2 separate regions of the Homo sapiens genome follow, and region 1 is linked to region 2. A link is an interaction called in ENCODE POLR2A ChIA-PET data of the cell type or tissue named here. Cell type or tissue: PC-3. All regions are shown on one strand. Each heading gives the region's core, and the rest is flanking DNA. Links, peaks and the distances in the headings are about the cores only. Region 1 overlaps LOC105374020 (a long non-coding RNA gene). Region 2 overlaps ALCAM (activated leukocyte cell adhesion molecule).

Evidence for each region. ChIA-PET counts read pairs that join two places held together with the same protein. Peaks named below come from ENCODE experiments on the same cell type or tissue, not always from the same donor. Only the 100,000 strongest peaks of a DNase experiment are listed, where the experiment ranks them.
Region 1: POLR2A ChIA-PET joins it to region 2 with 7 read pairs; 1 of 35 experiments calls an interaction of 5 or more read pairs at or near these places.

The regions. Positions count from the first base shown.
Region 1 is chr3:104,427,988-104,444,767 of GRCh38, forward strand. All of the region lies in intron 1 of LOC105374020 (a long non-coding RNA gene), which reads right to left. Among named protein-coding and RNA genes, the nearest start is that of MIR548AB, 910 kb to the left of the region's middle. In PC-3, for the core only: no CTCF peak of the experiment used is centred there; DNase peaks (open chromatin) are centred at 9,314 and 10,114; H3K4me3 peaks cover 3,853 bases; H3K27ac peaks cover 3,100 bases.
Region 2 is chr3:105,378,759-105,395,538 of GRCh38, forward strand. All of the region lies in intron 1 of ALCAM (activated leukocyte cell adhesion molecule), which reads left to right. Among named protein-coding and RNA genes, the nearest start is that of ALCAM, 20 kb to the left of the region's middle. In PC-3, for the core only: no CTCF peak of the experiment used is centred there; a DNase peak (open chromatin) is centred at 8,723; H3K4me3 peaks cover 1,401 bases; H3K27ac peaks cover 4,037 bases.

The DNA of each region.
Region 1 (16,780 bases), core at 6,790-11,789, 950 kb before region 2:
TGGTAGGTACAAAAGGCACTGACTACGAAACCTTATTTGAATTATGGGAGATCCCTCAATTTCAAACCTTAAAGGATATGTTACAACAATATCTGAGACAGGAAGCAAATGGAAATGGAAATGGAAAAGATTCCAACAAAAACTACCTTGGATAGGCAAGGACAGAGTTGAACTACAAATGGTTTAAGCTATTATAACTTCAACTAAGCCTTCCAAAAGGGAAATAAAAATACTAAAGACATATGCCACTATAGAAAATTCCCTAATGTAAAAAAAAAAAAAAAGAATGTAGCAGAAAGAAATGCTATCAAATTTCTGCATTATTCAAAAAAACAAAAAAGCATGATAAGAAGCACATGACAGATGCATCAATAGCAGTTTTAGTTCAGAAAACCCTAGTGGATAAATTTCCAGCTGAAACCAATGTGGGGTTGGGAGAAACTTGCCTGAGAGAGGAGGTTCATATGCTTAAGCTGCCATGTGGCACAGGATAGAGAGGACTGCTCACAAGAGATAGTAAAGGCCATGTCACTAGCAGAGACTACCTCCATGTAGTGTTGTCCTGCCATGCAGTGTTGTCCTGCCAAAAATGTGGGGCTCCAAGGAGAATTGTAAATTAAGAGTTTGAATACGCTGGATGAGAAAGAAAGGCTTGTCAAATAAGACTTGGTGATTGAGACTGTCACCATTGCAAATTTCTAAACTTTGCCAGAAGGCAGAAATATCTCAAATGCTGTTCTAAGTGAAGGAACATTTGCATAATGGAGTTTCCCCCCAGATATCCTAAACCTAGTGGCATAATTAACCTCTTTATGTAAGATTTTTCCCAATCCATCCTATATTCACAAACCATGGACTCTAGACACCTACATAAATAACTGGTACTTCGGCAAAGCTGAAACCCAGATGTTCCCTTTTTGCCCCTTCCTCAGATACCATTGAATTTGTTGTATGGTCTTTGGCAGCACTCAGTATGGGCGTCTGAAAAGAAAAATTTGCCTCTTGTAACTGCACTGGTGCTCAAAATTCAGACATTTTCCAAATTTATGGAAGATGTGCCAGTGCTGGAATGAATTTCATATCTATGGATTTTTAAAGTGAAGAATATCGGCACCTTGTTATTGATCAAAAATTTATTTAGGAACTAGCCCATTTCAGTAAGATACTAAGACCATAGCTACTCAAGAAGCCACAGCTCCACAAGCTTGCAGAATTTCTTTGGCTTACATAGAAGAATTGTGAAATAAGGTGGAACAAAAAATTTGAAAAAAGATTAACGTAATAATTTTTTACTTTAGACTATTTATGACAACCTTATTTGGGGATTAATTTCCAGTAGCTAATGAAGAAATTTAATTTGCAGAGAAAATTATAAATGAATCTAAGATCTGCTTCAGAGATTAATAAAATGAATGGTTTGAGTTCAAATTTAGAAGATCCCCATTACTATTTAGTTTTTGCATAATTGTCGTATTCTCATCTAATCAAAGATCAGACCTTCTAAAGACTTAATTCAACAACATGGCTGACCATGGCCCAAATAGAACAAAAAGCCAAAGGAAAGATAAATTCTGTCTTTACTTGACTGAGACATAAATCTGCTCCTACCCTCAGATATCTGTGCTCCTAGTTCTCTGGCTTTTGTTTTTAGACCAGGAGTTATACCGATGCTCCCCACTCCTTCAGTTCTCAGGCCTTCAAACTTGGACTGAATTACAGCACTGGCTTTCAAGTTTCTCCAGCTTGCAGATGGTAGGTCACGGAACTTCTTGGCCTCCATCATCACGTGAGCCAATTTCTATGATAACCTTCCTCCTATTTATATCTGTATTTATCTCTGTATCTATATACCTTTACATCTATATCTAGCTATGTCCTATTGTTTCTGTTTCTACAGAGAACCCTGACTCATACACACTTCCATGGCCTTGTCACTGATTTTGTTTACTACTTCTCCTCTTGTTCAGTGCAGTCCAGTAACACTGGCTTTATTACTGTTCTTTCAACGATCCAGGCATTCATTTCTCTCAGGGACTTTGCACTTGCTCCTCTTGTTCAGTAGAATACCTTTCTCCTTTATAAAAACAGATTTTTATTTTTTCTGTCCTTTCTCCAAGTTACTGTTCTCAAAAAGGCTTTCCCAACATGCCCTCCTGGTCTTTTCTTCATACTACTTAGTGCATATTGATTGACATCCTCTGCATTTTTTCTCTTTATTTTTATCTTTCTCTCTCTAAAACATAAGATTCACAAAAAAGGAGAGTCTGTGTGTGTTGTTATCCCTCAATAACAGGATCTGCCATGTAGGCAGCCTGCAAAAAATATTTCTTGAATGTATGATTTATTATTTTACTATATTTTTGATTATTATTCATCAGAATTCTTTACCAAATATTAGTTTTGTGTGCTGTAGAACTTCATGTAAATCTTTAAAACTCAGAAAATATTCTTTTGAATCTGGCTTCTTTCACTCCGCATATTTTTGATATCTGTTTACATTGTTGAATATATTAGTAGCTCACGTATATTGGTGAGTACCATTACTTTGCAGGAATATACTACATTATATCTATCCAATGTCCTGTTGAAAAAGAAGAATATTTTGTTTCTAGCTTGGGTGTACTGTGAATAAAACTTCAAGGAGCATTTAGCATGCAGTAGTCTAGTCATGTATATCCATTTATCTTGGAAAGGAAAATAACTATTGCATAAGATATTGCCAAAATTATTTCCAAAGTGGTACCACTGCACATTAGCATTTTGCATATCTAGCAACATTTAGGAGTTTGGTTGCTTCAAAACATCACCAAAATTGGTATTTTTACTTTTATTCATTTTAAAGTATATGAATCACATTGGATTATAATTTGCATTGTTAAAATAAAAAAAGAGGCTCACTTTTCATTTTCATACAATTTTTGTAAAACATATTATACGAAGAGACTACACAAGTATCCTGTACATTTTTATTGGATTGTTTGCCTTTTTATTATCAAATACTTTGAGGAGTACTTTATGTATTCTGGATGTAAGTCATTTATCAAAATATGTATTAATAGTGCTGTCTCCAAAAATGTGGCTTGCCTACACATTTTCCTAGAAATGACATTGAAAAAGCATGACTTTAATCTTATTATTTTAAGTCAAATTTATCATTCATTTCTTTTATGGTTAGTATTTTTTTGCATCTTGATTAATAACTTATTTCCTACCCCAAGGTTGCAGGATATTATTCTTCAATTTCTTCTAGAGATGTTATATTTTAGCTTTCACGTTTAGGTTTATTGCATACTTCAAATTAATTTTCATGTACATGTGAGGTATGGATTGAGATTTATCCTTCAACCCCTACCACCACCACCACCCATGGATAGTTTTTCTATTACTATTTTAAAATAATATTTTTTTCCTATAGATTTGCCTTGGCAACTTTGTTACAAACCAAATGACCAGAAATATAGGTCTATTTCTCAACTCTATTCTCTTTTGCTGTCACTTTGTTTATTCATAGATTCTTACTGCAATGTCTTGATTAATGTAACTTTATAGTAGATTAAACTCTGGTGGTGGTATTATTCATCTAGCTCCTCCTTTTTATAGATTTATTTGACTATTCATTTGAATTTGACTAATCATTCATTTAAATTTTTGTAATTAGCTTGTTAATTTTGGGAAAGAAGTGTGTTAAGGCTTTATGGGAATTATGTTAAATCTATGAAGTAATTCACAGAGATTTGACATCTTAACCAATTTAGAGTTTTTAATTCCATGAACATAGTATACACCTTCTTTACATTGGGTTTTCTATAGTATCTCTTCAGATGATTTGTAGTTTTCCATGTATAGGTTTTGCACATTCTATGTCAACTATTTTCCAATGACCAGAAATTGTTATTTTATATACATTTTCCAGTTTTATAGCAGCCTAAGTTAGAGGACTTGTCTAGACCAGTGATTCCAGTTTGGCTGAAATCAATGGTTCTTTTTTAAAAAACAATTTACATTAAAGTTAGCTTTTCACCCATTTTTTTGTTTCATTTGTATCTATATTTGTTTTACCTCTCTGTAAGACACTGACGTCTTTTATACATTACTTGCTATATTAAATACAATCCTTGTTTTCCTCTCAGTTTCTTTATAGCATATTCTATATGGAAGTAGTACCCACGTTAAAAAATGATTTAATTACTAATTTTCTAGTACTCTTATTGAGCTCCCAGAGGCAGCTGATGTTTGAGTTGATGTTTAGAGACCTGCATAGCATGTATATCTCATATACAAAACCTAAACTTCATACTAAAATGCCATAATGTGAGTCTTAATATCTGATCCTATGGACCTTAAAACTCCTTGATATAGCTATATCCATTTATTGACTTCCTATATCTATTTTTCCAAAATCAAGAGCACATACTGAGCCTGACTTGTATTTAATCCACAAAGTACATATTCAGTATGTATTCATTTAATTAAATAATTAATATTTTGTTTGATAGAAATTATTGATTAAATTACAAATCCTTATATTTCACACATTTCTTCTAATATTAGAATTCAAAATCATTAGGTATGTACTCTAGATTTCTTTTAATTGTAACATATTTTGTATAAGTTGTCAAAAGGAAATAACAGTCAGTAAGTTTCACAAGTATTGGAATAATTTTTTCCATTCTAAGGAGACAAAATACTTCCAAAATATCTATATTAATTTCACATATAAAATTCTCCTTTTTCCTCAGCAGTAGAGCTCACTAAACAACATAAAAAGAGATTAATTTGTGTACAAACAATTGGCTTTGTCTTGATAAATTTTCTAGATCAACTGATTCTATGTATAGCAATTTAAACAGCGAATTCTATGCTGTTTAAATTGACACAATTTCATATGCAGAAAATTGAAACTGGACCCCTTCCTTACACCTTGTGTAAAATTAACTCAAGATGGATTAAAGACTTAAATGTAAAACCCAAAACTATAAAAACCCTAGAAGAATATCTAGGCAATACCATTCAGGACACAGGCACGGGCAAAGATTTCATGATGAAAATGTCAAAAGCAATTGCAACAAAGGCAAAAATTGGCAAATGAGATCTAATGAAACTAAAAAGTTTATGCACAGCAAAAGAAATTATTATCAGATTGAACAGGCAACCTACAGAATGGGAGAAAATTTTTGCAATCTCTCCATCTGAAAAGGTCTAATATCCAGAATCTACAAGGAACTTAAACAAATTTACAAAAAAAAAAAAAAAAAAAAAAAAAAAAAAAACCATTAAAAAGTGGGCAAAGAACATGAACAGACACTTCTCAAAATAAGATATTTATGTGGCCAATAAACATATGAAAAAAACTCAACCTCTCTGATCATTAGAAAACTGCAAATGAAAACCACAATGAGATACCATCTCACACCTATCAGAATGGTGATTATTAAAAAGTCAAGAAACAACGAACACTGGTGAGGCTGTGGAGAAATGGGAATACTTTTACACTGTTGGTGGTAATGTAAATTAATTCAACCATTGTGGAAGACAGTGTGGCAATTCCTCAAAAACCTAGAACCAGAAAGACCATTTGACAAAGCAATCCCATTACTAGGTATATACTAAGAGGAATATAAATTATTCTACTATAAAGATACATGCACGTGTATGTTCATTGCAGCACTATTCGCAATAGCAAAGACATGGAATCAACCTAAATGCTTATCAATGATAGATTGGATTAAGAAAATATGCTACATATACACCATGGAATATTATCCAGCCATAAAAAGGAATGAGATCATGTTTTATACAGGGACATACATGGAGCTGGAAAGCCATCATCCTCCACAAACTAACACAGGATCAGAAAACCAAACGCTGCATGTTCTCACTTATAAGTGGGAGCTGAACAATGAGAACGCATGTACACAGGGAGGAGAACAATACACACTGGATCCTGTAAAGGGGGCAGAGTGAGGGAGAGCATCAGGATAAATAGTGAATGCGTGTGGGGCTTAATACCTACATGATGGGTTGATCAGTGCAGCAAACCACCATGGCACACATTTACCTATGTAACAAACCCGCATGTCATGCACATGTATCTCAGAACTTAAAATAAAATTAATTAATTAATTTTTAAATTGGCATGGTCTTTTCCTCTGAGCATTATTCTAAAATTGCCATACGAAAATTTGTTAGATCAGAAAATGTAGAGGATTGAGGTAAAGTCCAACAAAGTGAGCCAGCACTTGTTAGATTTCTTCCCCTTATTTCTTGAAAGTTTGCACAGTTGTGGCTAACTAAATATATATATATATATATATATATATATATATATATATATATATATATATGCTTGTGTTAATTGAAAAATATTTAAATAAATTAAAATATTTTCTTATTTAGAAAAATATTATATTGTCAGTGACATTGTTCATAACTGTCAAAAGTTGAAAATACAAAGGTCTTTATATAAATGCTGAGCGACAACAATGAAAGTCACAGGAAACAACACAAAGGAAATGTATTTTAAGTAATTTTTTTAAAATCTGATTTCCATATTTGTGCCTAGTTCCTGGTTTCACTCTAGTGCCCAGGCTAGAGTGCGGTGTTGAGCTCATAGCTCACTGCAGCCTTAAGTTCCTGGGCTCAAGTGATCCTCCTGCCTCAGCTTCCCAAGTATGTAGCAACACAGGCACTCACCACTACAACTGGCTAATTTTATTTTATTTTTTGTAGAGATGTAGTCTTGCTATGTTGCCCAGGCTGGTCTTGAACTCCTGGCCTTAAGCAATCCTACCTTGGCCTCCCAAAGCATTGGGATTGCAGGTATGAACCACTTTGCTCAGATTACTTTAAGTAATTTTTTTTCTAACCATTTTACCTTTACCTCATAAATTTAGTAACATCAATACTATCAGATATATAAATATGTTTTAAAATGTGGAATTATTTTGCAGCAAAACAAGGGTCATTAAGTTAAAACAGTTAGTCCTTTTTAAAAAAGGTGGTGTTGAAAACAATTACTGTGATAACAAATTTCAAGGACTACAAACACCTGGATAATATGTGACTTTCAGCAACGCTGCTGCTTCTTGTTGGTCAATGAACAATCACTTAACGGAAGGTTATCGGCAGTAGAAAATGAAATCTGTATTATCTCGACTTATTTAGTGACATTTAAAAAATAAGCCAATACGAATAGAATCACAAAGAATTAATGGGGAAGAATTAGTGTTAGAGCTTTGAAATTTTAAGCAAATGTGACAGATGTATCTCTCTCTCTTTTTCTTTCTCTTTTTTTCTCTCTCTCTGTATCAGTCTGTTTGTGCAGCTATGGCAAAATACCTGAGAGTGAGCAACTTATAAACAATAGAAATTTATTTCTCACAGTTCTGGAGGCTGAGAAGTTCAAGATGAAGGCCCTGGCACGTTTAGTATCTGGTGAGAAATTAGTCCTTGCTTCCAGGATTGTGCCTTAGTGTTTCATCGAAAGGCAGAAATGCAAAAGGGCCTAAGCTAATGTATCCAGGCCTCCTATAAGACACTAATCTATTCGGAAGGACATTACTTTCATGACTTGATCATCTCCTGGCCCCACCTCTTAATGCCACTACAATGGGGATTAAATTTCAACATGAATTTTGGAGGGGACCCATTCAAACCACAGCATTCTCTTTTTCTCTCTGCTTGCCCTTGCTCTCATTATTTCTCTCTCTCTCTCTCTATATATATATATATGTATAAATGTGTATATATATGTATATGTATATGTATATATAACAACTTACCTAAGCTGAAGTAAAAAAAAAAATTCTCTATCAATGTCCTTTAGTTCTGAGTGGATAGTACCAAGTATCTAGTCCATTGAATTTAGTTTTGCTATTTATTCTATGATCACTTCTTTGCATGTTAATGTATATTTTGAATTCTAATATCAAAGTTATGCTTTCAGTGTATTTGAAAATTTATCTGTTTTCCATATTCGTGCCTAGTTCCTAGTTATAATATCTTTAGATTGAAGCATATTCATAGAAATTGCAATGAAAAACTTAGAGTACATTTTTGCTTGTTAATTTTTTTTATGATTGAATCATGGAGATTGCTACCATTATATTTGCTTGGTTGGTGGCATTTTAAGAGAATAATGAAATATTTCTGGACAAATAGTTTATAAGACAGAGACTGCATAGAAAACCCCTACCTGATTCCTGATATTTAAAGTCAGTACAGAGATTCTTAACTTTCTATGCATGGACAACTAAGATCAACATGGAAAGTTTCACTGTCAACAAACTCTTTGAAATTTGAAGTTCTTTTATTCTAAAGAGAAAATTTGTGTTACCACATTTTCAAAGACCTGTGCCAAAAAATATCTAAGAATCACTACTCTAGTCACATGTTCTATCCTATCTTTTGAATCAAGTAGCTTACCAGCACTTTTAAATAATTTTAAATTATTCTTGTTATAATAGAAAAGTCTAAGTATTGCAAAAGACTGCTAGAAATTTTGCAGAGACTCTGCTTGTGTTACTTTGTTTTACTCTCTAAGGTAAAAGCCTGTAATTGGGCCCAACTTACCAAGTTACATGTAACCTAAATTTTGGAGCAGATTTAATTCCCTGACATATACCAGGGTACAGATAAGTAGTGTCAAAGAGTATAAACCCAGATGGCTAAATCCAGAATCATATGAGGCTTTACAGCACAAGAAACTAAATCTGGAAGCTTATTTATGTATGAACTTAATTACAAATACAAGAAATATTTAACCTAAACCACAGAATTTGATGGAAGTGCATTAATATAGGCTATGAGGTGGTTATGTAACTGAGAAACTCAACTAACAAAAAGAAAAAGAAAAAAAAGGGTGAGGTAATGACAGATATTCATTCAGTAAGTCTTCGATAACAGAATTTTTAGAAAAAAAATCCTTATTCTATTGGCTTAATAGATTGCTTTGTCAGAAGAATTTAAATGGGAGGTGAAAGAGCTACTCTTAAAAAATAGTTAGATCATAATGTAATAGTAGGATATACAACACACGGAGGTGAAACTGGAAGGCAAGGTGGGCAGAAGAAACATTATAAATATGCCTAAGGAAAAGGAACTTAATGAAAATTGGTAGTGGCTCTCTGGCCAGCATAGAAAAAGTTATTTTTTAAAAAGGAAGAGCTCGAGAGAAAGTTATGAATTCTCATGGGGAAAAAAATATTCCCTTCACTTGTCAGGATTAGAAGGACTATTTGATGCAAAGCCACAAGTTGAGAGCTGGCTAAGAAGTCCGTGATGACTTCATAGCTCATAAATTCTCAGAAGGCAGCAACTATAGCAGATCAGAGTACAAGCATGAAGCAATAGGCGGGTGGTGAAGAGACAGCTGCTCTTCCAGAATGTAATAGGATTTTCAGCCCCTTTCTAAGATCCATTGCCTCCTATGTGGGAAAAAAAGGAAAAAGAAGGATGCACTGATAAAAAATTGTCCAGTGCCAGCCTTAAGGAGTCCGGAGTCCATTTACTTTCTGGAATACTGAACAGACAGGGATAGTTAAATTTGCATCAAAGGCAGCATATAACCAGAAGGTTCCATAGGTGAGTGAGAGGATTCAGCCTTGCAAAGGCTGTGACTGCCCAGGAAACTGCTGTATCTTTCTGTGAAGTACAGTTAGTGCTTATTTTGGGTGAAAACTGGTGTTTACAGTGAGAGAGAATATTCCTGATTCTATTACAGTTGTAATATTGCTAAGTGTAGAAGCAAGTAAGAATTTGACAGATAGACATGAACATAGAAAGCTGAGAGACAGGATTTTGAAATCATAGGGCAATATAACTTGTTTTACTTTCTACCATACACCTAAACTACAGTGAGATTTTCCTGAAAGCTTTTATCCTAGAGAAGTCAATCTTCTATTTTAACTTCAAATAAAGAGCTGTAACAGATTTACCAACTGGGATTTCAACTTTAACGTTGTTGACATTTTAGTCAAGATAACTCTTCACTATAGGGATTCTCCTGTGCATACTAGTAGCAGGCTCTCCCCTCATTGTAGAAATGTTCCCTGCAGGACAAAACTGCCTTGATGAGAAACCCTGCATTATGCAAATGGAATTTGGCAATGGCTGGAGGCATTTTTGGTTGTCACAGCTGGAGGTTGGAGGTATGCCACAAATATCTAGTGAATAGAAGAGATTCTGCTAACTGAACAAAGAATTATCCAGTTAAACATGTAAATATTGCTGAGATCCAGAAACCCTACTTTAGCATAATAAAAGTAAAATCCTCTTCATTGAGAGTAGATCTTTGTGAGCAAGCACCTTTCTAAAAAAATATATAAAACAAACAAGCATACTTTGTGAGGTTTAGCAGAGTAAAATACTAAAAAATCAAAATTGGATTCTAATATTATCACCACATCAAAAACAAACCCTGAGAATATCAAACATAAAAAAAATATAGAAGATAAAATTATATGAAATAATAGAATTTTGTGAGGTCTCGCCTTAATTAAACAAGACTCACACAAAACTTTTCAAAATGATGCAGAAGGAGAAGATATGATTAGATTTTTCAAGTGTAAAGAAACCAAGGTGGAATTACTATTAGCTTCCATCTTCTTAGTGAACAGCTATAGGAAGTGTGGAGGGAAAAAATTTGAAAATGCAAATTCTTTTAAATGCTTGAAGTGAAAGGGTACAGCTTCTTCCTCATCCATTTCAGTGGCTCTGGAGAATATCTCTGGCACACTGCTCAATGTTATCTAAAGACATTACAGAGATTGAGTTTCCGGAAATGAGTTTTAAAAGTTTGGCAGAAATATTTTGCACTAATTTTGTGAAAATGTATACTGGGTGTGTGACAGCAAGGGAGTTATGGGATTCAGCCAACAGAGGACCCAGAAAACTGATGCTGCTTAAAACATCCCCTCCTCCCCTAAAGAATGTTGACCAGATTGTAGAGAACACAAACAATCCCTTTAAGCAGAGAGTAAATAGATTAAGAAAACAGCCAGATAGCCTAACATGCCATAAGTGACTTTTTTTCCTCCTTTCTCTTTCCCTTTTCTTCTCATGGTAGAAAAGACTAGAGAGGCTTGCAACACAAGCTGGAAGATCTACCACATCTTGCTGCTGCCCAAGACCGCCCCTTTATCTTTCTATGCAAGTTTTTACTGAATAAATCTTTGACCACCTACCAACCTGGAGAAGTCTGCCTCTTTGTTTGGTCTGAGCTTTCCTTCTACTTATTGGGGGCAGTTCTTGGTTGTGGCAGGGGGTTTTCCCAGCAACTGTGTAAACCAGAAGTATTAGGTTGGTGCAAAAGTAATTGTGGTTTTTGCCATTACTTTTAATACAAGGCACTAAATCAAGTGTTGAAATAAAAAACAGCCTAAATAACTGAACTTTGTTTCAGAATCTTTGGTCGATGACCTGATGAAAGTGACTAATTTTCAAACATATCATGAGAGGTCTGTTCTAAAAATTTCAGATGATCTGAGTTTTTTATTTATTTATTTTATTTTATTTTATTTTATTTTATTTTATTTTATGTTCCAGGATACATGTGCAAGACATGCAGATTTGTTACATAGGTAAATGTGTGCCATGGTGGTTGCTGCACTTATCAACCCATCCCCTAGGTAAGCCCCCATGCGTTAGCTATTTATCCTCATGTCTTCCTCTCCCCACAACCCCTGAGTTTTTAACTCAACTGTCAGACACTCTCTAGCTAAATATCTTCAGCAGGTTAGTCACCTTATCTGAACCACAATTCTCAAATCTGCAAAACAGTGATATAAAAACATGCCCTCCCTACTGAAATATAATTTTATTTAAACAAAATATGTAAATACAGTTGTTCCTTTGTATTTATAAGGGATTGGTTCCAAGACTCCCTCAGATAACAAAATCCTAGGATGCTCAAGTCCCTCATATAAAATGGCATAGTATGTATTTCATGCGTGTCTGTGTGAAGAGACCACCAAACAGGCTTTGTGTGAGCAACATGGCTGTTTATTTCACCTGGGTGCAGGCGGGCTGAGTCTGAAAAGAGAGTCAGCAAAGGGAGATAGGGGTGGGGCCGTTTTATAGGATTTGGGAAGGTAATGGAAAATTACAGTCAAAGGGGGTTGTTTTCTGGTGGGCAGGGGTGGGGGTCACAAGGTGCTCAGTGGGGGAGCTTCTGAGTCAGGAGAAGGAAATTCACAGGGTTAATCACTCAGTTAAGGTGGGGCAGGAACAAATCACAATGGTGGAATGTCATCAGTTAAGGCGGGGCAGGGCCTTTTCACTTCTTTTGTGATTCTTCAGTTACTTCAGGCCATCTGGGCTTATACATGCAAGTCACAGGTGATGTGATGGCTTGGCTTGGGCTCAGAGGCCTGACATTCCTGACTTCTTATATTAATAAGAAAAATAAAACAAAATAGTGTTGAAGTGTTGGGGCAGTGAAAATTTTGGGGGGTGGTATGGAGAGAGAATGGGCAATGTTTCTCAGGGCTGCTTCGAGTGGGATTAGGGGCGGCGTGGGAACCTAGAGTGGGAGAGATTAAGCTGAAGGAAGATTTTGTGGTAAGGGGTGATATTGTGGGGTTGTTAGAAGAAACATGTGTTGTATAGAATGATTGATGATGGCCTGGATACGGTTTTGTATGAATTGAAAAACTAAATGGAATAAGAGAAGGAGAAAAACAGGTATAAAAGGTCTAAGAATTGGGAGGACCTAGGGCATCTGATTAGAGAGTGCCTAAGGAGATTCAGCATAGTCCTGCCAGCAAAGATTATTTATTTACTTCAAGAGTTTAGAGTGGCAGTTTGGGGATAGCACCAGGAGATATCAGCAGCTGTGATGGCTTGGAGAAACAGTGTAAACCTGCAGTGTAAACAAGAGCAGGGCATGTATGAGTAGTTGAGAATGGTGAATAAGAGTATGACTAGACAAAAGATAGTAGGGATGACAAGTTTTTTTGGGGCACAGTCTAAGTTGGTCTGGTGTCAAATGAGACTGGGGCCTAATAAAAAGGAGCATCTATACAGGAGCTTAAATGGGCTGTACCTTGTAGCATTCTGAGGACAGGCCTGAATTCTGAGAAGCGAAAGTGGTAAAAGTATTGTCCAGTCCTTTTTAAGTTGGTGGCTGAGCTTGGTGAGGTGTGTTTTTAAAAGACCTTTAGTCCGTTCTACTTTTCTTGAAGACGGAGGACCGTAAGGGATATAAAGGTTTCACTGAATACTAAGAGCCTGAAAAACTGCTTGACTAATAAAGGCGGTCTGTTATCAGACTGTATAGAGGTGGGAAGGCTAAACTGAGGAATTATGTTTGACAGGAGGGAAGAAATGACTGTGGTGGCCTTCTTAGACCCTGTAGGAAAGGCCTTTACTTATTCAGTGAAAGTGTCTATTTAGACTAAGAGGTATTTTAGTTTCCTGACTCGGGGCATGTTGAGTAAAGCTAATTTGCCAGTCCTGGGTGGGGCAAATCCTCGAGCTTGATGTGTAGGGAAGGGAGGGGGCCTGAATAATCCCTGAGGAGTAGTAGAATAGCAGATGGAACACTGAGAAGTTATTTCCTTGAGGATAGATTTCCACGATGGAAAGGAAATGAGAGGTTCTGAGAGGCGGGCTAGTGGCTTGTACTATAGCATAGCCTGCCTTTGCTGGTGTGTGGCGATTAGGCCTGGTGGAACTGCCATCAATAAATCAAGCGTGATCAGGGTTGAGGAACAGGAAAGAAGGAAATATGGGGAAATGGGGTGAATATCAGGTGGATCAGAGAGATACAGTCATGGGCATCAGGTGTGGTATCAGGAATAATGTGAGAGGCCAGATTGAAGTCCAGGCCAGGAACAATGGTAATTGTGGGACTTAAAGCATGAGTACAGCTGAAGGAGCCGGGGAGCAGAAAGTATGTGTCAGGTATGAGGAAGAAAATAGATTTTGGAAGTTATGAGAAATGTAGAGAGTGAGTTGAGCATAGTTTGTGATTTTTAGGGCCTCTAACAGTATTAAAGCAGCAGCAGCTGCTGCACGCAGACATGAGGGCTAGGCTAAAACAGTAAGGTCAAGTTGTTTGGACAGAAAGGCTACATGGTGTGCTCCTGGCTCTTGTGTAAGAATTCTGACCACACTAACCATGCCTAGGAAGGAAAGGAGTTGTTCTTTTATAAGGGATTGAGGTTTGGGAGATTAATCGGACACGATCAGCAGGGAGAGCACATGTGTTTTTATGAGAATTATGCTGAGATAGGTAACGGATGAGGATGAAATTTGGGCTTGACTGAAGTAATAGGGGCTGTCTGTGAAGCCTTGCGGCAGTACAGCCCAGGTAATTTGCTGAGCCTAATGGGTGTCAGGGTCAGTCTAAGTAAAGGCAAAGAGAGGCTGGGATGAAGGGTGCAGAGGAATAGTAAAGAAAGCATGTTTGAGATCCAGAACAGAATAATGGGTAGTAGAGGGAGGTATTGAGGATAGGAGAGTATATGGGTTTGGCACCATGGGGTGGCTAGGCAAAACAATTTGGTTGATAAGGCGCAGATCCTGAACTAACTTGTAAGGCTTCTCTGGTTTTAGGACAGGTAAAATGGGGGAATTGTAAGGAGAGTTTATAGGTTTTAAAAGGCCATGCTGTAGCAGGCAAATGATAACAGGCTTTAATCTTTTTAAAGCATGCTGCGGGATGGGATATTGGCGTTGAGTGGGGTAAGGGTGATTAGGTTTTAATGAGATGGTAAGGGGTGCATGATCGGTCACCAAGGAGGGAGTAGAGGTATCTTATACTTGTGGGTTAAGGTGGGGGGATACAAGAGGAGGACGCAAAGGAGGCTTTGGACTGGGAAGAAGGGTGGCAATGAGATATAGCTGTAGTCCAGGAATAGTCAGGGAAGCAGATAATTTAGTTAAAGTGTCTCAGCCTAATAAGGGAACTGGGCAGGTGGGGATAACTAAAAAGGATTGCTTAAAAGAGTATTGTCTAAGTTGGCACCAGAGTTGGGGAGTTTTAAGAGGTTTAGAAGCCTGGCCATCAATACACATAACAGTTATGGAGGCAAGGGAAACAGGCCCTTGAAAAGAAGGTAATGTGGAGTGGGTAGCCTCCGTATTGATTAAGAAGAGGACAGGCTTACCTTCCACTGTGAGAGTTACCCGAAGCTCGGCGTCCGTGATGGTCTAGGGGGCTCACGAGGCGATCGGGCAGTGTCAGTCTTCAGCTGCTAAGCCGAGAAGATCTGGGAAGGAGTCAGTCAGAGGGCCTTGGGCCATTGTTCCAGGGGCTCTGGGAGTGGCTGCCAGGTGAGTTGAACAGTCCAATTTTCAGTGGGGTCCCACACAGATGGGACGCGGCTTAGGAGGAATCCTGGGCTGCGGGCATTCCTTGGCTCAGTGGCCAGCTTTCCGGCACGTGTAGCAAGCTCTTGGGGGAGGAGGTTCTGGAGGAACGCCTGGCTGCTGCGGATCAGGCGTTTGGAAGTTCTTGTGTGCTGGAGATTTGGCTGGGGTTTGTCTCACAGTGGAGGCCAGGAATTGCAACTTTTTTCTGTTATTGTACACCTTGAAGGTGAGGTTAATTAAGTCCTGTTGTGGGGTTTGAGGGCCAGATTCCAATTTTTGGAGTTTTATTTAATGTCAGGAGCAGATTGGGTAATAAAATGTATATTGAGAATAAGACGGCCTTTTGACATTTTAGGGTCTAGGGCTGTAAAGCGTCTCAGGGTTGCTGCCAAACGAGCCATGAACTGGGCTGGATTTTTATATTTGATGAAAAAGAGCCTAAACGCTTCTGATTTGGGATAAAGAAAAAGGAGCATTAACCTTGACTAAGCCTTTGGCTCCAGCCACCTTTTTAAGAGGAAATTGCTGGGCAGGTGGAGGAGGGCTAGTCACGGAACGAAACTGTAAGTCGGACCAGGTGTGAGGAGGGGAGGTGATAAAAAGATTATAGGGTGGAGGAGCAGAGGCTGAGGAAGAATTGGGACCTAGCTTCGCCTGGCGAGGAGCAGCCTGGGGAGGAAGGGAGAGGTCAGATGGGTCTGTAGAAAAGGAAGATTAGAAAGACTCAGTGACGCTTGGCGTTGGTACTGAGGGGACAGGCAGGAGGGAAAGAAGGAAGATTTGGGACGAGTCGCACTGGGCACAGAGACTAGGAAGGGACTGATGTGTAAAAGAATCTGGACGTCAGGCACCTCAGACTGTTTGCCTATTTTATGACAAGAATTATTTAGATTTTGCAGGATGGAAAAATTCAAAGTGTCATTTTCTGGCTATTTGGAACTACTGTCAAGTTTGTATTGGGGTCAAGCGGCATTGCAGAAGAAAATCAGGCATTTAGGTTTTAGGTCAGGTGTGAGTTGAAGAGGTTTTAAATTTTTGAGAACACAGGCCAAGGGAGTAGAAGGAGGAATGGAGGGTGGAAGTTTGCTCATAGTGAAAGAAGCAAGCCTAGAGAAAAGAGAGAGTAGAGAAATGGAGAGAAGGGGTTCGGGGGTTCTTACCTTCCAGAAAAGTGGGAAAAGGGGTTGGGGCACAGAGATAAGAGGTCGGGGTGTGGAAATAAGGGATTGGGGCACAGAGATATAAGAGGTTGGGGAGCGGAAATAAGGGATTGGGGTGCAGAGATACGAGGTTGGGGCATGGAAATAAGAGATTGGGACACAGAGATAAGAGGTCGGGTTGCGGAAATAACGGATTGGGGCACAGAGATAAGAGGTTGGGGTGTGGAAATAAGTGATTGGGGCACAGAGATAAGAGGTTGGGGTGCAGAAACAAGGGATTGGGGGTTCTTGCCCCATAGAAAAGC
Region 2 (16,780 bases), core at 5,638-10,637:
GCTGTTAGAAAATGCCACCTTTCTAAAAGAGATTATAAAATAGTAAAAAAGGAGTAGGGTTTCAGGGTATGGTTTGGAGGTTATCATTTTCTAGAATCCATCCAAAGTGTTTGGTTAGAAATGATTTGAACTGCTTGAGTAGTGATTTGATGGTAGGCAGTATGGCCGTATCTCCACGGTATAAGAAGACTATTCTCCAGGCTTGATCTTCATGAACTGTCTATGCTCAGAGACTCCAGACTGAAATCTGCATAGCATAGATTTCTTTATATAACAGCTCAAGAGCTTGGGCTATGGATCAGAGCATGAGTTTGCTTTCTAGCTTTTGTCTGTTTTTTCATTTGTTAATTGAGGATAGCAGCCAAGTTCATTTGGTAGGAATATTCAAGAAGGTAATGAATTTATATTATGTTTGTCAGTGCCTAGCACATTGTAGACACTCAACCAAATAATAATCATTATGAATCACATTTTTCAGTAACCTAATAATATCAGTTATTCACATCAGAAAAACTTGTGAAATACTTCATTTTACTGATTGAGAAATATTTCAGTTCCATCTGAATACATTTTGGGCTTCCATAACTAAACTGAAAAGTATATTTTATTAGAATGTTTCATAATCTCAATGAATGTCAAGTAACCTTTCAGTTTTATCATCTCAGGAAAAACAAAAGAACATAATTGAAAATTATAGCTTTAAAATGTAATTTTCCACAAAAAAAAGAGAAAAAAACACGTGTTAAAATTATAAAGACATATGTAATGCACTATATTATTCTCAGAAATTGACATTATTATATGTGTTTCTGTAATTTGAAAATATTAGAACTTAGAAAGAAAAATTTCCGATTGTTACAATGCTGTCATTTTGATAATAAAATTATGATTTTAAATACATTATTTCTCAAGTGTAATTCAATAGAGGGAGCTCCACTGCTTCCCTTTTATGAGCACTGTAGGATGCTTCCATTTATTATGATTTTCCAATGACCTCTAATTTAATAGTGAACATTATTAAAAACCTATAATTTTAATATTAAGGATATTTTGGAAAGTGAATAGTATCCTCTTTCTATTCATATAATTCAAAAAATGCTTCCACAAATAATATGTGTTTTAAAGCCCCAGTTCTTAGTTCTTTGTACCTTTTGCATAATAACTCACTAGACATGATTAAAGTAGGTATACTCTTGAGAAACATACTTTAATACACCAAGGCATCAAAAGAGAAAAAAGTTCATTTCTAGTGATAAAATAATGCATGTTTTCATATTAATTTTGTGGTAGCTATTAAGTTAAAACTGTTATATATTTGAATAGTAGACAAAATCTTTTAAAATTACTCTGCCTAGATTTTTAACCAAATGGTTACAGATTTCCACATGGAAATGGTCTTCTTCCTTTTTTATTTTCTCATATATTCCCTTGATTTAGGTAATCCCAAATTGTATTTTCAAGCTAAATTGATATTCATCATCTTATCTATTATTACTTTACCTTTTAATTTTGTTATGATGAAAGAAGTTGTTGGGTTGATTTTGTTCAAAAATTTATAATTTTGTCAAAAATCCACTAACATGGTTAAAAAATTTAAATGGTTTCAATTTTATAAGACATCTCCTAAGATGTTTCTACATAAGGGAGTTATCCACTCTGTGTGTGACCCTGACAATTCATTTACCTTTTATGAGGTTCATTTTTCTCATGGAAGTATTGTACCATGTGATTTCTTCACAGCTCAAAAATTCTAAGATTCAAAACTATATTTTGATTTAGAAGAAGAATATGCACGCGCACTTGTATGTTTGAGTCAGTGTTGAGCAATAATTTTACCTGAAGTCTAATTAAGGAAAAAAAATTCAATGATGGGCCTCATTTTTAAATTTGAAATGGAAATGATTTTATTACATTCTATAGAAAATTGTATAATATCACACATTAGACCTCCTAATTTATTACTAAAATTATATCAGTAAATGAAATCGTCCAATTCTCTGGTATATTTAAGAATTGTCAACACAGAAACAGATTTAAAAATCTCATATTGAAATTAGATTATCTGTCACGACGGCCATACTGGGAAAGGAGCTTTGTGATAAAGGCCTGTGGGTTCTTCATCACAGTTTTAACAAATCACAATTTAAAATACCTTTTAAAGTAAGTGCCCATTTTATTGTGCTTACTTTCCATTATAGATCAGAGTTTGAGAATATGGTGTCTGTAGCCAAATTGTTTAGTTTTGAAACCTGTGTCTCCTTTCTCCAGTTTCCCAGTTGGGTGGCATTGGGGAAGTTGCTTAAACCCTCTTCTGTCCTAATCTATGCAATGGGAATAATAGCACCTATCTTGTAGGATAGCTGTGAAAGTTAAATGAATTAATACACATAAAGTTCATTAAACAGTGTGGTTGTCAGTAGTAAGCTCTTAAGAGGTGTTAGTATTATTCAAGTATTTAAATAAATTAAATCTCAGTTAATCTTTCCCACTTCCCCAAAATACGATTATACACCCAACTGATTCACATAGATATTATACATAAAGAAGAGAGGCCACAGGTTCAGAATTATAAAATTGCCAGCTGTAGCTCCTCTCCACTCTACCTTTCTTTCCACTCAAAAAAGAGAATCTGAATGAGAGTGATGTCATGTTTTTATGGGGCGTAACCTTGAATCTACTCACTCTGTAAAACAAATAAACCATTCACAAACTCCAAGACTTTATCCATTAATTGTTAGTATCATATTCATTATGTCATAGTTCCCATCTGTTAATGAAACATCATTGCATTGCAATCTTGAGGTTGAAATATAAATTTAAAAGTGAATTTGAAGCTAAAAATGAGATGCTTTGCAGCCTATAGTTTACAGTGTCTAAAAGCAATTGTTTTAGGTCATTAGTGTAAGTAGGCCATAGGTAACTTAGGAGTATACAAGTGACTGTGCTCGAAAGACATTTATGTAGACTCTGTAGATTCAGAGTCTACACAATAATAAAATAGGGCCCAGTGATCATATTTTAAGAAACCAAAAGAAGTAAACATTTTCTAACATATTTCTCAAACTTTAGTCCCTTCTAATCTTTTCTCCCCTCTGCCATCAGAGTGATGTAAGATCTGAATCAACTCTTTTTTTTATTGTCATATTTTATTTTACTTTATTTTTTTATTTATTTTTTCTTTTTTATTATTATTATTATACTTTAAGTTTTAGGGTACATGTGCACAATGTGCAGGTTAGTTACATATGCATACATGTGCCATGCTGGTGTGCTGCACCCATTAACTCGTCATTTAGCATTAGGTATGTCTCCTAATGCTATCCCTCCCCCCTCCCCCAACCCCACAACAGTCCCCAGAGTGTGATCTTCCCCTTCCTGTGTCCATGTGTTCTCATTGTTCAATTCCCATCTATGAGTGAGAACATGCAGTGTTTGGTTTTTTGTCCTTGCCATAGTTTACTGAGAATGATGATTTCCAATTTCATCCATGTCCCTACAAAGGACATGAATTCATCATTTTTTATGGCTGCATAGTATTCCATGGTGTATATGTGCCACATTTTCTTAATCCAGTCTATCATTGTTGGACATTTGGGTTCTTTCCAAGTCTTTGCTCTTGTGAATAGTGCCACAATAAACATACATGTGCATGTGTCTTTATAGCAGCATGATTTATAGTCCTTTGGGTATATACCCAGTAATGGGATGGCTGGGTCAAATGGTATTTCTAGTTCTAGATACCTGAGGACTCCCCACACTGACTTCCACAATGGTTGAACTAGTTTACAGTCCCACCAACAGTGTAAAAGTGTTCCTATTTCTCCACATCCTCTCCAGCACCTGTTGTTTCCTGACTTTTTAATGATTGCCATTCTAACTGGTGTGAGATGGTATCTCATTGTGGTTTTGATTTGCATTTCTCTGATGGCCAGTGATGATGAGCATTTTTTCATGTGTCTCTTGCCTGCATAAATGTCTTCTTTTGAGAACTGTCTGTTCATATCCTTTGCCCACTTTTTGATGGGGTTGTTTGTTTTTTTCTTGTAAATTTGTTGGAATTCATTGTAGATTCTGGATATTAGCCCTTTGTCAGATGAATCAACTCTTATAACTGCTCTGCTTCAAATACTTCGGACACTTCCCAATATAGTCAGGGTAAAATAGTAACTTCTTAATATAGCATTTAAAGTTTTTCTTACATTTCTCAGAACAATTTTTCTTGGAATTCCATGTGCTAGCCATATTTCTAAATGTGCCATGCCCTTCCTGCTTCCTGAGTGGGTTGTTATTCACGTCTCTGTCTTATTCAAGAACACCCTTTGCTTCACACCCTCTCAATCACCCTTTCTTTGCCTGAATAACGTGTATCCCTATCCTTCAGAACACAGTTTATATGCCATCACCTCCAGAAATTCTTCCCTGATCTCTCTAAGGTGCCTGTCCTCTGTAGTTCCAGAGTTCATTTCATGTATTGCCTATTCATTCTTCTCTCTCTCCCTTAGTGAATTTTTATATTCCTGGAGGCAGGAGCTGTGTCTACTTAATCTTTTTTCTACCCAGCGTCTACTGATACATGGTACATTTTCGGTACACACCCATGATGATTGAATAAATGCATTAGTCAAAATTAGATTTCTTAGTCTACTGATACATAGAACTTTCTCAGTACATACATGACAATTGAATAAAGGCATTAGTCAAAATTACATTTCATAATTATCAATGAAGCCTATTTTAAACAACAACATATAATGTTGTATGAATAAGAAATATCTACATTGAGAAAATTGTTCAATTTCTTTTAAAAATTGAGGGAATGACAACTCTCCTAAAATATGGTCCTAAAAAGAATTTGCCTTATTCTACCCATGCTATGCAAATTGAGTGCTAAAACAAATGGAATAAAGTTAGATTTCTTCTGAGTGCCAATCCAAGTTAACATAAGTACTCTTCTTGAGTTTCCATATTGAACATAGTCTGTTCATTAAATGTGAGATCATCCTGAGAATTATAGAAATTTATTTAAACTAATTTATTTTAAAAACTGTAGGTTTGTGAAGATACTAAAACTACTTTTTCTCCCACAGGATAATTGTAGACATACATTCAAAATAGAAGTAAATTAATGGTAATATTAGTTCTTCTATTTTTAATTAATAGATTAAACCTTTGGATCACGGCATTTCTCATAATCTAGCAGAAATAATATAGAAAAGACTTCATAAGCAGATTGATCAGTCACGCAGGCAGTATTTAACATATTTGTACCACTGAAAATACATCTGTACTGTGGACCATGTCTTGGATGCTTTTGAGAGTAAAATATTAGAGAAAATTTGGAGAAAATCTGGTTTTATTTTTACAAAACTATTGACTATTGAAAGAGAACTTTAAAATTCAGTCACTAACTTAACAAAATTATATAAATTTGAATGATGTTTCATTTTTACTGAAAAATAAACCTTGTGCTCTTGAAACCAACATATCATTTTGAGAAATAAGTCTTTACTGATAAAAACAGTGCAGAATTGGATTTATCACAGATCTCATTATTCAATGGTACTTAATAGCTGAGAACTTAATAGTTTTAAGTCTGGTGTCACTTCTCTGGACAAAATAATCTTAAATTCTTATAATCTTTCAACTTAAGTCCTTTTTTTATAAGCTTTGTTTTATTTCCTTACTTTACTTTTGATCCTTCCCAGTCCTTCAGAATTTTAACTTCTATATCATGGTTTTACTCTGCCAATTCCCATATTACCTTCCCAATTTACCTTGTTAGTAAATTTTTACTTCTTTGGTCTCTGAGGCAAGCTGTCTTCTGAATTCTTGCCCAGAAATTCTAAGACTTTTCTAATATATTATTAAAAATACTTGTCCAGATAAACCAATATAAATACAACACATTACCACTGATAACTCTCGTTTATTAAATACCTGCTGTACTCCATGTAAAATAGTACTTTACGAAAGAATGGCTAATATATTTGTATAACCAATTTTAAGTTTAAAAACTGTGACTCTTTTTTAATTTTTTAAATTATAAATTGTAATCTCACTTTCAGCCTTTTAAATATAGGACTTTGAATGCAGTATAGTTTATGTATCAAGAAGTAGCCAGAGCAAAGACATTATCAAATAAAGCCAAGTAAACAAGACTTTCTCTTTGTTGAAATATATAAACCTAATTGGGCCATATCAGTGATCAGTTAAGATTCTGGATTAATCAAAGAGGCTACATGACAATTTTTTAAAAAATCTTTTCTATTACTTGAAAAAATGTCACCCATTTCTAAGACAAATACTGTCTAGTTCCTGGATTCTTGGCATGTAATCTAGGCTTCACGTTCTTGATGTTGTCACCCAACAAAATAATCTTTCCACAAACATATAAAAATATATGGAGTTCTCAATTTTCCATGGAAATAGAATCTAGGGTTAATGTGGTGAAATAATTTTCATTATTAACAAGCCTTATTTTAGTATATGTAAATAGGATTAGATTGAAAAGCCAAGTTTTATAGTAAAAGATGTGATTTCTGTAAAAGAGAGTATTCTGTAAAAGCTGGAGGACAAGTGAAGCTTAAAGGAGCAGCTTGTACTGATGAGAAAGGGGAGAGGAATGAGTGGACCTCTCTTCAGAGAGGAAAGAAAGATAAGATGAAAAGCCAGCATGAAAAGGAACTTGCTATTTAAAATTACAACAAACTGTTTATGTGGACCAGTAGCATCATGATGTAAAATAAATTTTCTTTACTGCTTTGCCATGACGCTTAATTGATAATACATTCTAGTAAGCCCAAATTTGAATCTCTTCTCGATAACTAACATTCAGTTAATTTCTTATTTCGAAGTGGGAAGAGCAATGGCTGGAAAGAAACTTCCTACAGAGAAATTCTGATGCAAATATGTCTTGAAATCCAGAGCATTTTGGTCCAAATTTAACAATGTGTGTCAAATTTTACAACAGCAGATGTGAATTTATGGTTCTTTATTAAGTTTTAGGAATTCTGAATTGTATTTGTCTGCTTAATTCTATAGTGAAACTAAAGCTCAGTTAAATAGTCTAAAGAATGTTACTTAATAGTAAAATTACATAAATATGCCATGCACATGTTGGCTTTCAACAGAGTGCATTTGAATATATTCAGATCTGTGGTGGGTGCTGAAGACTTGTCTATATAGGTTCAGTTCCATAACTGAACCAGTGAGAATCTAGAAAACCAGTGTTTTCAAAACTACTCCCTCATGGGTGAATGGAGCACATACTATTGAATGATCTGCTCTAAACTTAGGCATTGGTGGGCCTGAAATAAGACTTGGGCAGTGAGCATCTGCTTCTCTTCACCCAAAGAGTTGACCTTCCAAGACTATAGAGGAAGTTAAAATTAAGAAATGAGTATAAGAGAGACACAAGTAGGTGACTTCTCAAATTCTGAAAAGGGAAGTTTGGGTAAACAAATCTGAAGGAAGAAGAAATTAATATTAGAAAAGCAGAGTTAGGAAGACAGAAGTGAATCAGTAAAATGTCTTTTGTTAGAACAGGTGCTTCTACATCTGTTTTGAATCAACTGCACAATGGTTTATGCATGGGCCAACTGAATAGAAATACTCAAGGCTGGCATAAATGGATTTGGTTCCAGTTACAGATTTCTTTGTTTTGTTTTGTTTTCAAAAATAGAGCCCAATTAAATCCATCCTCATTGGTTGTAGACATTACCCTAAATGTCTAGTGTGTGCAAATGTTTCTCTATACCCTACCTTCCTATCCCTATTCCCCATGGGTCCCTAGCATTAGACCCTGCTTCCTGACAGTCTAGACTTGGGCTTGTCATTATACCACCATAAATTAGACCCTGCTTCCTGACAGTCTAGACTTGGGCTTGTCATTATACCACCATAAATATATATATATATATCTGTAATTGTTTCCTTAGTGAATTGAAGGTTTTTTCATTTAAAATTAAATTTGTGTGGAAAGTATATTCTTTCCCATCAAGTTAGGAATATTTAAAAGAAGTATACATGTTAGATGCAAAGCGCTAATTCAGGAATGACCAGATAACTAGTATCATTATATTCTTTTTCCAAGTATATTCCCCAATGTTTGGAATGCTGTTCTTTTGATCTTAACTCTTTCATCTGAAAGCACCCATCAAAGGTTACATGAGCAAATTACCCAATAAATGTTATTTTTCCAATAGTTTCAGCCTCACCCTACTTAAAATTATATTGAATGTTCGTGACAGTTCAAATTGACAAATTTTCAGTTTGCCTCTTCTTTTTACCCCACGTTATTCTCCAAATAGAAATCTTGAGATTTTTTCCACAAGATAAATCTTTAGAATAACTGAGGACTAATTATATGTTCCACAGCAGTCTGTAGTAGTCTCACAGGCTGAGCGTCCAAATGAGGTTGCTGCTATAGGGAAGGGCAGGCGGAAATAGAAATAAAATAAATAATCCTTCCCACCCTCACACACACACACACACACTCACACACACAATCAAGAAACCATCAAACAAAGCTCAGAAACATTTCAAACATAAGATCATCTTTTACTTTACTTTTTTGTTGCATGTTTACTTTGCCTTCTGGAAATATTGCACAATCTATTAGCTTTTTCTCTTTAGATGTTTGAAGGATACAGAAGGTACTACTAACTTAAAAAAAAAAACATTGATTCTCACAGCAGAACCTGTGTGTACTTGTTCACTACATACCTACATTGTTAAATATAGTTGCTTCACAAACAATACAATAAGAAAGAATTTAAGAAAACAGATTCTATGTAAATAGTCTGCGTCACTAACTCTATTATTTAGTGATTAAACGGAAAAATATTTAGTATTGAGTGTTGGTTCATCATTGTTGAATCAGTAACGGTTACCAGGATCATTGTCAAGTTAATAATTGAGACCAGGAACTTCCTTCTTGCTGAGGGCTTTTAGTAGTGATCAGTGGCAGAGGGATATGAAAGGCTGGAGAAGAAAACAGGAGACCCAGTCCTGCCTTTACCAGCAGCCCTGAGATTTTGGTTAATCACTTCATATTTCTGTTCTGCTTCTTTGCTTATACAATGACATTAGGCTACAGCTGAGTGGGCTCCCTTCCGTGTGGTTGTGAGACTTTATTCTACTGCCAAATAAAAATAATATTTGCATTATCTCTTTTTTTAATATTTGCACTTTTTTGTTCTCATCAGTATCCATAATGAAGCACTAAGCATGTAACATTTTGCAGATTGAGATTTCCCAGTCACCATGCACCATAAATAAAATAATTGAGACATAGGAATAAAAATGCATTACAGTATAAACAAGCAGTAACAGAGTGTGGAAAATAAAAAGACAAGGAAGTACAACCTCTCCTCTGTTTAACACTGAACAAAATTTTTGGGAGAGTATAATGTTATATTTATAAATAGAGCAATTAGATTTGGTTCAGAGAAAAGAAAATGATTAAACCTATAGAATACAGTTGTTGTAAAGAAGGGAAAAGACCTGGAGAAGGAAGAAGTAAAAGGTGAATTAATAGCTGTGATGAGAACACTGATCCATGATTCTTCATCTCCACAGACGACTGTCCCACAACAAAAACAAAACAGCATGCAATTGCTGAAGGAAAAAGCTAGTTCCTCAAATTTGAAATGCTACTTTTGAGGAAGACTCAGGGACTTCTACCTCTTAGAGTATTACAAAATGTTATACATATACCATACTCCAAGCAGAGATGTTCTGCTGTCTCTTTAAACTTAGTTTAGTATAAAAGGATGGTAAATTTGGTGATAAATTTAGTAATAAATGCAACATTTTTCTTATCTGTAACTTAATAGGAATAAACTAATTTAAGATTCCTTCTGTTTCAAATTCTTTATGATTTTTTATTTTGGGGATGTTGGACTTGAAGCTTCACTAAATATTCGGTTATAGAAATACTTTTCTAGGAAAACTTATTAGGGTTAAGAAACCAGATATTTTTCTTTTAAAAAATATGTAATTCATATATTTTGAACTTAATAATTAGATTCCAAATGGTCCTAATCACACCCTGTGGATCTTTAGCTCTTGAGGATTCAAAACTATGAGATTTTACAATCACGTTTTAGATAGTAAAGATTGAATGAGTATGTTAAGGCTTTCATGAAAGAAAAATGGAAGAAAGAATAATTGAAACAAGTAACTTAAGTGGTGGGCAAGTAAAATCTGTAAGCCAATTTCTTTGTCTGTAAAATGAGGAGAATAATAGTATTTATATGAATTCTTTGTTGAATGAACAAAGTGAGATAATTTTTGGAAAATGATGAGCAAAGTGAATGGCAAGTAGAACAGACTTCAGAAATGTTAGCTATTTATTATTTACACAAGAAAAGTGGAAGGTATGGTGTACTAAATATGACAAATATGACACATTCAAACAGAAAAGAGGAAAAAATTTCTGTTATGTAGAAAATTATCCCACTACAATTTTCTTTATCCTTATTTATTAAAAATACGGGATGAAAGTAAGAAAGAAAGATACGCAAAACAGTGTGTGGTATGTTTGCTTAAAACGGAATGTGTTTTGAAACACACAAAACCATATACCTACTTGTATGCTCATATATACATAGTTTTTTTTTTTTTTTTTTTTTTTTTTTCTAAAAAACACACAGGAACCTTAATAATGGGCTTCTCTGAAAGGGAGGCCTGCGAATATGAGATAGGAGGGAAGCCTTCTTATTTTTTAAGTATATGCTTTATCTGATTTGAATATTTATAATGTGTACATTATTTTAAAATAAACTACTAGTGCAAAATTAGTATTATTTTTTATTTTTTACATTTAATTTTATTTTAAGTTCCAGGATACATGTGCAGGATGTGCAGATTTGTTAAATAGGTAAATGTGTGGCATGGTGATTTGCTGCACCTATCAACACATCATCTAGGTATTAAGTCTTGCATGCATTAGCTGTTTATCCTGATTCTGTCCCTCCCCCCTACCCCCTCAACAGGTCCCATTGTGTGTTGTCCCCCTCCCTGTGTCCATGTGTTCTTATTGTTCAGCTCCCACTTTTAAGTAAGAACATGTGATGTTTGGCTTTCTGTTCCTGCATTACTTTCCTAAGGATAATGGCTTCCCACTTCATCCATGTCCCTGCAAAAGACATTATCTCATTCCTTTTTATGGCTGCATAGTATTCCATTGTATGTATGTACCACATTTTCTTTATCCAGCCTATCATTGATAGGCATTTAGGTTGATTCCATGTCTTTGCTACTGTGAATAGTGCTGCAATGATCATACCTGTGCATGTATCTTTATAAACAGAATGATGTCTATTCCCGTGGGTGTATACCCAGTAATGGGATGGCTGGGTCAAATGGTATTTATGGTTCTAGGTCTGAGAGGAATCACCACACTGTCTTCCACAATGATTGAACTAATTTACATTACCACCAACAGTGTAAAAGCATTCCTATTTCTCCATAGCCTTGCCAGCATCTGCAGCATCTGTTGTTTCTTGATTTTTTAATAATCGCCATTCTGACTGGGATGAAATGGTATCTCATTGTGGTTTTGATTTGCATTTCTCTAATGATTAGTGACTTTGAGCTTTGTTTATATATGTTTGTTGGCTGCATAAATGTCTTCTTTTGAGAACTATCTCTTCATATCCTTTGCCCACTTTTTAATGGGGTTGTTGGGTTTTTTTCTTGTAAATTTCTTTAAGTTCCTTGCAGACCCTGGATATTAGACATTTGTCAGATGGATAGATTGCAAAAATTTTCTCCCATTCTGTAGGTTGCCTGTTCACTCTGATAATAGTTTCTTTGCTGTGCAGAAGCTGTTCAGTTTACTTAGATCCCATTTGTCAATTTTTGCCTTTGTTGCCACTGCTTTTGATGTTTTGTCATGAAATCTTTGCCCATGCCTATGTCCTGAATGGTATTGCCTAGATTTTCTTCTAGGGTTTTTGTAGTTTTGTGTTTTACATTTAATGCTTTATCATCTTGAGTTAATTTTGTCTGATGTATAAGGAAGGGGTCCAGTTTTAATTTTCTGCGTATGGCTAGCCAGTTTTCCCAGCACCATTTATTAAATAAGGAATCCTTTCCTCATTGTTTGTTTTTGTCAGGTTTGTCGAAGAGCAGATGGTTGTAGATGTGTGGTGTTATTTCTGAGGCTTCTGTTCTGTTCCATTGGTCTATGTATCTATTTTGGTACCTGTACCATGCTGTTTTGCTTACTGTAGCCTTGTAGTGTAGTTTGAAGTCAAGCAGCATGATGCCTCCAGCTTTGTTCTTTTTGCTTAGGATTATCTTGGCTATATGGGCACTTTTTTGGTTCCATATGAAGTTTAAAGTAGTTTTTTTCTAATTCTGTGAAGAAAGTCAGTGGTAGCTTGATGGTAATAGCATTGAATCTACAAATTACTTTGGGCGGTATGGCCATTTTCACTATACTGATTCTTCCTATCCATGAGCATGGAATGTTTTTCCATTTGTTTGCGTCCTTTCTTATTTCCTTGAGAAGTGGTTTGTAGTTGTCCTTGAAGAGGTCCTTCACATCCCTTGTGTGTTGTATTCCTAGGTATTTTACTCTCTTTGTAGAAATTGTGAATGGGAGTTCATTCATGATTTGGTTCTCTGCTTGTCTATTGTTGGTGTATAGGAATGCTGCTTATTTTTGTACATTGATTTTGTATCCTGAGACTTTGCTGAGGTTGCTTATCAGCTTTGGGGCTAAGATGATGGAGTTTTCTAGATATAGGATCATGTCATCTGCAAAGAGAGACAGTTTTACTTCCTCTCTTCCTATTTGAATATCTTTTATTTCTTTCTCTTGCCTGATTTCCCTGGCCAGAACTTCCAGTACTATGTTGAATAGGAGTGGTGAGAGAGGGCATCCTTATATTGTGTCGGTTTTCAAGGGGAATGCTTCCAGCTTTTGCCCATTCAGTGGGATATTGGCTATGGGTTTGTGATAAATGGCTCTTATTATTTTGAAGTATGTTCCTTCAATACCTGATTTATTGAAGGGATGCTGAATTTTATCAAAGGCTTTCTCTGCATCTATTGAGATAATTATTGTGGTTTTTTTCCTTTAGTTCTGTTTATGTGATGAATTACATTGATTGTTTTATGTATGTTGAACCAGCCTTGCATCTGGGGATGAAGCCAACTTGATTGTGGTGGATAAGCTTTTTGATGTGCTGCTGGATCAGTATGCCAGTGTTTTATTGATGATTTTTACATCAGTGTTCTTCAGGGATATTGGCCTGAAGTTTTCCTCTTTTGTATTTCTGCCAGGTTTTGGTATCACGATAATGCTGGTCTCACAAAATGAGTTAGGAAGAAGTCCCTGTCTTTCAGTTTTTGGAATAGTTTCAGAAGAAATGGTATCAGCTCCTCTTTGTACCTTCAGTAGAATTCAGCTGTAAATCCTTCTGGTCCTGGTCTTTTTTTTTGTTTGGTAGGCTATTTATTGCTGCCTCAATTTCAGAACTTACTATTGGTCTATTCAGGGATTCCACTTCTTCCTGGTTTAGTCTTGGGGTGGTGTATGTATCCAAGAATTTTTCCTTTTCTTCTAGATTTTCTAGTTTATTTGCATAACGGTGTTTATTGTATTCTCTGATCGTTGTTTGTATTTCTGTGGGTTCAGTGGTGATATCTCCTTTATCATTTTTTATTATGTCTGTTTGATTGTTCTCTCTTTTTTTCTTTATTAGTCTAGCTAGCAGGCTATTTTATTATTATAATTATTATTTAAAAAAAATAGCTCGTAGATTCATTGATTTTTTTGAAGGGTTTTTTTATGCCTCTATCTCCTTTAATTCTGCTCTGATCTTGTTTATTTCTTGCCTTCTGCTAGTTTCTGGGTTTGTTTGCTTTGGGTTCTCCAATTCTTTCAGTTGTGATGTTAGGTTTATGATTTGAGATCTTTCTAACTTTTTGATTTGGGCATTTAGTGCTATAAATTTACCTCTTAACACTGCTTTAGCTGTGTCCCAGAGATTCTGGTACACTGTCTCTTTGTTCTCATTGGTTTCAAAGATCATCTTGATTTGTGCCTTAATTTCATTATTTACCCAGGAGTCATTCAGGAGCAGGTTGTTCAATTTCCATGTAGTTGTGTGATTTTGAGTGAGTTTCTTGATCTTGAGTTCTAGTTTGATTGTAGTGCAAAATTATTGTAACAACAGTATTACTACCAAAATTGTAGACAAGATACATCTTCTCACATAGTAATTTATTTATTATGAATTGAGAAATTAGGAATTTTGGTTATAGTTCCTATGAAACTTTAGGATAACAGTTGTGCTCATTTTTATGTGTTGCTTGTTTCTTTTCCCCGTTAGGCTTGCGAATTTTTTTCTTATTTGTTACAATAAACCTACAAACATATTGAAATTAAAATGATCTTTCATTTTTATTGCCATTCTTATATTAGTCTATGTTTAAGTTAAATCACATTTAAGATGAAGTTGCATAGTTTGCTTCTTGATTGATGTTTTGAAGTGATTTGCAAATGTAACAATGTAAGCCTAGAGGATATCTACTAAAAAAAAAATCACCCAAACATACAGTTAACAGAAGTGCAAATATTCTTCAGTAGAAATAAATTTATACATGTTATGGCGAGCAAGTATGAGAAGAAAACATACCATAAGAGGAATTTAAATTTTGTATCAATAATTTTTTGACACTCAAGATTGTTGAACCACACTTAATACAATGGATTATTTTAAAAGCTGTGGCATAGTATTTCTGGAGAAGTATTTCCTAAATTCTTGTGATCCAGATAATTAGACCACAACCAAATTAATTTTATAATGGCATATACTTATACTCACTCTTAGAATTCACAATAGAAATGAGCTTTGCTAACTCCTGGTATAAAGAAATTGTTTACATTGTTTAACCTTATGTCTGACTTGAGACATTTGGAAAACCAGCATTTGGAAAGCAGTGTTTTGAAGTAAAATATACTACATGAATGAAATACAGTGTCTAGATTTAGGACTATTTGATGTCTGGTACCTTCTATAACCATAATTCTTCATTATAAGTCAAAATACAACAGAAGAACAAAACAAATAAATACAAAAAGCCCTATTATTTATTTCCATGAAGATACATGTAAGTTTTCCACATGATTTGGAATTTATATTATCTAAATTTTTATTTTAAGCTCACTCAAATATAGATAATTGCAAATTTGGAAAAGCAGTCAGTAATATCAAAATACTGTTATTTTGTGCCTGTGTATTTTTACAAAATATTTCGAGTCCATTCTTTCAAGAGGTTCACATCAGTATTCAAGTACTATGGTACTTTCACTAGTAGCCAAGTACTATAGTACTTTGACTAAGTATGGTAACAGCCTGTAAGCCTCCTAAAGCTGAAAAGATTAAAATTTTATTCTTAGACAATTGAATCCACTAATACAAAATAATTTAAAGTAATCGGTTAATTTTGTTTACTTCGCATTTTACTTTGCTATGTGTTTCCCTGACATATGACTCACTACCTATGTATGTCTGTGTCTGAGAAGGACATACATAGCTACGCGGAAGGGACATGCGAGGGATGAGGGAAGCATAGGCATGTTGAGGTACTTATCTCCTGCAGAGCAAACACGTCATGATCTGGAAATGACTGCATTTCCTCCCACGTGCCTAGGCTTTTCTGAATCCCTGGTTCTCTTTTCAACAGGCCCATAGAAATGTCTCTGCTTCTTTGTTGTTATTTACATTTACCAAAACTGCAGGGATTTCCTTAGATGCCTTCCAGCTAGTCTGGCTTTATAAATCAGACCTATGTCCCAAAGGAATTTTAACAAGTTTTCACTATTTTTGGGAAAACACAGGACATGTAATATATTCCATAAACTACTCCTGAAAATATTTTTTTAATTTCAGAGTTAAATTGTGTTTAGTACTACACAACTCCAATTTTCTCCTGCAATCTATAGATTTATTGACATCTGCAAAATTGTTTAGGCAGAAAGGTGGTTTCTTTTTCCATTTTAATATTAACTGCAGCCATAAAACAAGCATGGCAAACCAATGACTATATTTTGGGAAATTTTTTAGATAATTCAGTAGCTTACACAAATTGCCTTTGTTTTTTCTGAGCCTATTATAGCAGACCTGTAAGGTTTGGTTGTATATATTCATTTTTTCTACTAATGTGGAAAGTAGTTGTAGTTTTATAATTGGTGAAATAAAATGCAAGCAAGGTAATAATGACTGTATTTCACGGAGTAATTTCTAACTTTATAACTGTAAGCACAGTAAATAAAGCATGTACCTCATGCCATAAACTTATTCTCAAAGTTTATCTTAAGTTAATCAACATGTATGATTTGACTTTTCATCAAATGACCGCCCTGCCAACTTATTAACAAAGGATTTCTGGTATTAAAATTTTTTGGCAGTTATTTTGGGCCTTTCAAGATCTTTCCATTAAAATATATATTTAGTGACCACAATGGAATATGTTTTTACTCTTCAGGTTGTACAATCTTCAATGCAACTTTTTCAGGAGGATGTTTCATACAGTGTCACTGTAATCCTATAAAGTATAATATGAAGATTCAAGAGTTTTTTGTCCTTGGAGAGTACACAGAAATAGAGAAATTCACAGCAACAAATGAGCTCTTATTTCTTATATCCAGAGATGTTTTCTTACTAAATTGTTATGTATGTATACTCATGTGACATATTTTTTCTATTTGATGTCAAGTGATTCTTTTACATCAGCTCTCCATTTTAGATTATTCCCATGA